Linked DNA regions of Mus musculus: region 1 is linked to region 2. Evidence: chromatin contacts called from ENCODE Hi-C or POLR2A ChIA-PET data. All regions are on one chromosome and are shown on one strand. Each heading gives the region's core, a stretch centred on a gene start or an enhancer-like site at or near the end of the contact. The rest is flanking DNA. Distances are from core to core; before and after follow the strand shown. Region 1 has its middle 11 kb from the start of Mir7078. Region 2 holds the start of 1700030J22Rik (RIKEN cDNA 1700030J22 gene).

What was found. Hi-C counts contacts between places; a loop is a spot of excess contacts on that map. ChIA-PET counts read pairs that join two places held with the same protein, here RNA polymerase II (POLR2A).
Region 1: a loop to region 2 is called in a map of left cerebral cortex, with 2.6 times the contacts of the local background. The contact joins the enhancer-like site here to the promoter of 1700030J22Rik in region 2. A Hi-C loop is called at or near these places in 4 of 37 maps with a recorded cell type or tissue (CH12.LX and left cerebral cortex). POLR2A ChIA-PET finds 5 or more read pairs at or near these places in 1 of 5 experiments (embryonic stem cell).

What each region holds. Positions count from the first base shown.
Region 1 is chr8:117,468,156-117,471,755 of GRCm38, reverse strand. No RefSeq gene overlaps it. Among named protein-coding and RNA genes, the nearest start is that of Mir7078, 11 kb to the right of the region's middle. Within about 2 kb of position 1,400, at least 1 of the 3 ENCODE cell types and tissues checked has a DNase peak (open chromatin) inside an H3K27ac peak, as active enhancers do.
Region 2 is chr8:116,977,328-116,980,892 of GRCm38, reverse strand. It overlaps 1700030J22Rik (RIKEN cDNA 1700030J22 gene), which reads left to right and starts at 1,934. Exons shown (of 3, transcript NM_027103.3): 1 at 1,934-2,114.

The DNA of each region.
Region 1 (3,600 bases), core at 151-2,650, 490 kb before region 2:
ACCAGAGAGGGGTAGTTCAGAGGAACACATCTGAGATAGAAGCCTTCTTCAGCAGTCGTTAAGAAACTAGAAAGAAGGCTGGGCGGTGGCAGTGCATGCCTTTGATCACAGCACTCGGGAGGCAGAGACAGGAAGAGCTTTGTGAGTTCAAGGCCAGCCTGGTCTGCAGAGTGAGTTCCAGGACAGCCAGGGCTACACAGAGAAACCATGTCTGGAAACAACAGAAGGAGACCAGAAAGAAGGACATGACAGAACTACCGCCTGGGGGGTGGGGGGTAGCTCAGCTCTCGCTCAGTGTCTACAACCTGGAAACTTTAGGGCTCTCCTCATTCCCCTTCAAGGAGCAACCAGCAGGGGGCAGCCGAGCCCTAGCACTGTCCCTCCTCCACCCTTTCCATCTGCTGGCTGCTGTTTTCTGATACAAGCATGGCCCACAGAAATATTTGTGGAGCCCTCAAATGTGGGGCAGGGCAACACCCCAGCACTCCACTTCACCCAGTGGAGGAGCCTTGCCCAGATCTAGTGAGGGAGGAGGGCAGGCAGAAACCTCTTCTACTGCCCCCTCCTCCTTCCTTTCCTTCTCTCTTTGAGACAAGATCTCTGTAGCCCAGGTTAGCCTCTAACTCACTAAGTAATGGGGAATGACCTTGAACTCCTGGTCACTTTTGCCTCCATCCTCCAAGTGCCGGGGTTACAGTATTTATCGCCTTACCCAGTTCTATCTGGCACTTGGGAATGAACCCAGGACTTTGTGAAAGATAGACAAGCCTTCCACCAACTGAGCTATAGACCTAGCACAGAATTGGTGCTCTTTGCCCTCGGCTGGACCCTTCTGAAGGAGGAGATCTGCAGAACGCCCAGCTCCTGCAAGGATACTACAGTTCCGCACTGTAGATTCTAAGATTACAGTTTCTAGACCCCAAAGCGGGGGATCCAGGTTCCATCTCACAGAGTTTCCCGTCCTTCTACCTTCGAAGCCAATGCAAGAACGCAGCCACATCTGAGACCCAGGGGCGGGCAGGCAGGGAGCCCTCCTGGTCCTGGCACCCTGACTCCTCCTCCCTGCAGGAAGGACTGTGCTCCGGGCTGAGCTGCAGCCTGTGAGCCTCAGCCTACTCTGACTGCTACTGCCCTCCTTCCCAGCCTGGTGTGTGTGTGTGTGTGTGTGTGTGTGTGTGTGTGTGTGTGTGTGTGTGTGTGTGCGCGCGCGCGAGCGTGTTGAAGGGGGGAGCTCTGCAGCAGCTGCCTCCTGTAAGGGAAACTGGGTCTCCATGGTAACATTGACGTCAGGGGCCCAGGTTGGGAATGAGGCCTCCCGCCCCCAGTGGCCAGCTCAGCCCAGCCTCAGCCCTGATCTGCAGCAGCTGGGACCCCGGAGTGCTGAAGCCGCCGGCCTTGCCCTCTGATCTGACCCATTAGGGGATGCGGGGATGCCAGCGGCCCTCGACAGGTGCATGCATCCCGGTGGACCTTGCTACCTGTCCTCCTTTGGCAGCCCCCATTTTGTCCTCAAAGTGCCCTCAGCTGGTTGCTTGCTTAACAGACCCTGCTTCCTGCTCCATTTATCATCAGCCCCCTCCCACAGCGCATGTGCACTTAATGAGAATGGGGAAGAAGGTGCCGGGAAGGCAACCATTTCCCAGCTTATCATTTAGCGCACACCCCACTCTATACCCGACCCCAGTTCATTGTTCTGGGATAAAGATCCAAGAGGCCTTAGTTAGCCCTTCCTCTGCTGTGCAGATCTAGAGGTCTTCCCTCCGGTCTCTCCAGCCCTTCCCAAAAGCCTGGCCCTGCCTAAGGGTGTCCCGACATGCTCTCCCTCTGCCTGGAAGACTGGTTCATCTCCACTCTGGGGAGTCATTCCCAGAGTCTTCCCGTCTGGACTTAGGCAGCCTCTGAACCCAGGCTCCTCTCAGAGGTCCTGTGCCTTTTATCCACTCTCCTCATGGCTGCCTCCTCACTTAGACTGGGTGGGGCTTGAGGTCACAGATGGCTTGTGTTTTATACGTTCCTGAGTCCTTGAGGTGCCTGTGTACAATAGATGTATATGCTCTCTCTCTCTCTCTCTCTCTCTTTCTACACACACACACACACACACACACACACACACACACACACACACTGGTGAGATGGTTCAGTGAGTACGGACATTTGACCCCAGGTCTGGCAGTCTGACTTTTATTTACTTATTTATTTTTTCGAGACAGGGTTTTTCTGTGTCCCTGGCTGCCCTGGAACTCACTTTGTAGACCAGGCTGGCCTCGAACTCAGATATCCACCTGCCTCTGCCTCCAAAGTGCTGGGACTAAAGGCGTGTGCCATCATGCCCGGCTGACTTTTTTTTCTCTTCTATCTTTCTTTCTTTCTTTCTTTCTTTCTTTCTTTCTTTCTTTCTTTCTTTCTAGATTTATTTATTCTATATATGTGAGTATACTGTAGCTGTCTTCAGACACACCAGGAGAGGGTATCAGATCCCATTACAGATGGTTGTGAGCCACCATGTGGTTGCTGGGAATTGAACTCAGGACCTCTGGAAGAGCAGTCAGTGCTCTTAACCGCTGAGCCACCTCTCGGGCCCCAGGCCTAACAATCCCCAGGTGCCATGTGGTAGAGAAAGAGAACGCTCCCTTTCACAAGCTCTTCCTCGACCCTGCCGCCCCGCACTCCCCCCTCCCCCCCAATAAATGAACATAAAGTGTAATAAAAATCAACTTTGTGTGTGTCGTGCTGGGTGGGAATGGGATCCAGGGTCTCCTACAGCACCCTGAGCTACACATGGAGACAACCCCCCCCATACATTCTCACACAGCCCTGAGACTCAGTTCATACACACATCAGCCACATATACCTATGGTCCATACGCTAATGTTTATAGTGTCTCAGACTCACAGAGCCACCACAGTCAATCTCAGATGTCTTCATTGTCTTGAATGACACCTGTTTGTGTCAGCACTTGTGCCTCCCCGCTCCTCCCGGTGCTCCCATGCCCTCGATGGGTTCTCTGTCTTAGAAGCCACATGCATGGACTCATCAAACTGAGAGAATGTGAGCCTGTGCCAACAAAGGGAGGCTGCAACCCGCAGTGGCCACAGAGGACCACCAGAATTCTGAGGAATCTCTGACTTGACTGCCCCAGGGACACACCTGATTGTTCGAAATGCAAGCTAAAACAAAAACAACAACAAAACACTGCAGTTTAGGGTCGGGGTGTGGCTCAGCACTAGACAGCTTGCCCAGTATGCTCAAATAATTAAGTCCCTGCATTTTCCCCAAACCCCAGCCCCACCCTCCAATCCTGTCTGTTAGAGATGGCTCACACACCTGAGTCACTGACTCCGTTCCATCGCCCAGCAAGCCAGCACGCCCCACTAACCCAGTATCCATTCAGTTATACCATGCAAATGTGTGGGTCAGATCTGTTTCTCCCTCCTATTGGACATGCAGTAGGCTGTCATATTCATGACTGCCGCATTCTTTGCATTCAACCAGCTGCGCCTAGCATACGCAACGCCTTGGAATCACCACCAATAACGCCAGTTGTGGTGGTGGACGGCTGCAACCCCAGCACTTGGGAGGTGCCACATGGGACGAGAAATT
Region 2 (3,565 bases), core at 685-3,184:
ACTGGAGGGTAGAGAGTCAAGGACCACCTTGACTCCAGAGTTTCCTGCTTTCAACTTCCATGGGCTGGACTAAAGGCATGCACCACCACACCTGGCATACTTTCTTTCTTTGCCATTTTTTCTTTAGTCTTTGTCTATTTTCTTAACATCTTTGAATGTTTTCAAAGAATTAAAACCTCAGAAATATAGTAGGGGGAAGGGGGGGCTGGTGATGGAGAGATGGTTTAGTGGTCAAAAGCTCTGGCTGCCCTTCCAAAAGACCTGGGTTCAGTTCCCAGGATCTGCATGGATGTTTATGAATGCCTCTAACACCAGTTCCAAAGTATCCGATCCCGCTTTTAACCGCCATGGACACCAGGCATGGAAGTAGTGCACCGACACACATTCATCCAGAATGCCAATACACTTAAAAAATAATTAAAGTTAAAAAAAAAAATTGTTCACAAGGTATTAAATCGTAAAACTCCACAAAACAAAGCAACACTTTGGAGGCTGACTATGTTGGGTTTTAGTAGAACCACTAGAGGGCGCCCCACACAGTATCTGGTATGAAAAAGACCAGTGGTATGGAACTGCAGACTCTGCTGCAGCAGACTGGAAAATTTGACCTGCCCCCTTCCCCACCCCCACTTCTGAGCTTTTCTGTGGCTGTTGAAAAGACTTGTCTACCTTCGGTTGTAAAGATCATGGTTGAGTGGCCAGGTCTGGTGGCATGTGCTTGTAATTCCAGCATTCAGAGACAGAAGGAAGCTGTTGGAGGCCAGACTAGACGTCATAGTGAAAGCCTACCTCAAAACACCGAGGAACGGAGACACATCTTGGTGACAGACTCGCTGTCTAGCAGGCGAACCTAGAAAACAATGAAAGAGTGTGTCTTTATGACTGTCCAGTATGAACATGGTGTACATACATATACACAGGCAGAACACTCATACGCATAAATCCAAAAATACATAGAAAATTTTAGAAATATGTGTCATAGCCCATTAGATACGCTGGTATAGCAATATAATTACAATATCTATCATATATGCTTGTTAAAGTATTTCCCTCATATATATGGGGGAAATAACAAATATTCACAGTCTAGAAGAGGACTTTGTTCCAACTTCATGTGTCATATACATCACATCTTTAGAGGCCGTTAATGCTATAAATCTATGCTATCGATTGTATATATGCTATACTGTATATATATTATATAATGCTATAAGTGTAAAAAGTAGTAATTCTTAGCCATTTTTTCCAAAAGCCTTTGACTCAGCCTGCTTTTGGAGACTTGTTTTCTTAATACTTTTTAAACCAGAAAGCAAAGGGACCTTGGAACTAGACATGAGTTGGGCACCAAGGGCAGCATAGTGGAGAAGTGGGCGGCCCCCTCGCGAGAAACTGCTGCTTCTGCCCCACTAAAGTGGGCAGCACCAAAAAGAACAAAACCAGAAATCCTTCCTGTCAGCAGGTGTGGAAGCCCACGCCCTCGATCCCTTCAATGTTGATTTAGGACATCGAGGAAGGAGGGTTGCCATGAGTTCGAGACCGCACCAGGCTACAAAACAAGGAAGACTCGGTCTCAAAATTATGCAACTAGGAATGAGTCGTCCCGCGAAGTTCTGCTCTCGCTTTCAACACGGGATCCCAAGAAGGAAGGGACGATTCTGCCCAAAGGAAGAAGTGGCCAAATCTCCAGACACTGTTTGTGTGGCCTCTGAGGCATTCCTTCTAGAAGGCAAAAGGCTGTTGCAGCGCAACTTGGCCGCCCAACGTCGCCAGTGCCTGCGAAGCTCTCGAAGCGTCTGGCAACGCGGCACCTAGCAACCACGCACAGAGCGACGGGAATGCTCCTTAGCCCCGCCCTCAGAGGGGACTCCGCCCTTGAGCTGGTTTGTTGCGGGGTTACGTCACTTCCGGCATGCCTGCACCTAGGCCCGCCTCCGACGCGGCCGTAACCTAGGGCAACAGCCCGGCTCTTGGGGGCCGCGACTTGCCGCTCCGGACCTTCCTTACCTCGCGGCCCCGTAGGAGCGTCTGAGTGGCTGTGGCCACGTCCTCACCCCGGGGAACACTCCCTAGACACTTCACGGGCGGCAGAGCCGCGGAAGGAAGCAATCTTCAGGGTGGGTAAGCGAGACGAAGATGGGGTACGGTTCTGGGGTAGCCTGGACTGGGCGGGGCCTAGGGAGCCGCTTGGGCCTCAGGGAGGAGCCGTTTGATAGGCGTGGTCTGTGGGGGCGTGGTTGAGGTTTCAATGGAAGGAGCTTGATGCAGCCCTCTTGATCTTCTGAAGGAAGGGTAAACTCTCAGCTTGTAGCGTGTAGGGAGCCTCTTGGAGGGAGGGAAGGAACTTATGCGGCATGAAGGAGTGTGCAGGGACTATTAGTAAAAGGGAGAAACCAGGTGGGAAGGCGTGGGCGCGAGATTCCGTCTGCCGTGAGCCTTGGGAGCCCTCAGAAGGCCATCCTTTCAGGACCCAGCCCTTAGTGAATTCAGAGAGCCGGAAAAAAAGGGGCGGAATGAAACCCCGTCCAAAACAGAAATCTAGAACCTAGGCAAAAATGAAAAAGGGCACGAGTTGGAAATGGTTGACATAGAAATGGCACACGCCCTACCCTGCAAGTGGAATTATTGGCTGTTGTAAGTTGCTATGTGGGTGCCAGGAACGAACGTGGGTCTTTGGCAAGAGTAGCAAGTGCTCTTAACTGCTGAGCCATTTCTCCAGCCCTCAGTCACCTTATTTTTATTTATTTATTTATTTATTTTTTTTTTTTTGAGACATGTTCTCTCGCTGAACCCAGAGTTCACTGATTTGGCTAGCCTGGCTAGCTGGCAAGCTCTAGGAATCCTCCTGTCTCTGCTTCCTGGCGCTGGAATTAAAGGCTTTCATTCATTATAGCAATTGGCTTTTTGTGTGGGTACTGGGGCCCTTAACTCTGTTTTCTCTACCTGTGTGGCAAGCACTGTATGACGGAGCCATCTTCTTTCTCAAGCCCATTCGAGAAGAAATGCATGGGCTTGTAAGCCAGGAAGCCTAACCTGAAAATGGTAAGCTTCAGGCTCACTGAGAAACTGTCTCAAGGGACTAAGGCAGGTGAGGAAGAGAGCAGGGGTACCTGATGTGCACACCATGTGTGTAAAAACACGAGTTTAAGAAAATGGAAAAATATGGGCTGGAAAGATAGCTAAGGAGTTTAAGAGCACTGGCTGCTCTTGCAGAGGGCCCAGGTTCAATACCCAGAACCTACATGGTAGCTCATGACTAACTCGAGTTCAGAGGATCCAATGCTCTTCTCTGGTCTCCTAGCATGCAGGGCTCGCAGCCTGCGGTACACAGACATGCTGGCAAAACATCCATACATATAAAAAAAATTTTTAAATAAGGAAAGAAAGGTAGCAATACAGACCTCCTGCATTCTAACAGAACAGTAAATTGGTATATAATTTGTGAGAAATCACAAGCGAGCCATTTAAGTACTTGGCTTAATCCCAGCACTTAAGAAACAGAGGCAGAGCCGGGCATTGTGGCGCATGCCTTTAATCCCAGCACTTGGGAGGCAGAGGCAGGCAGATT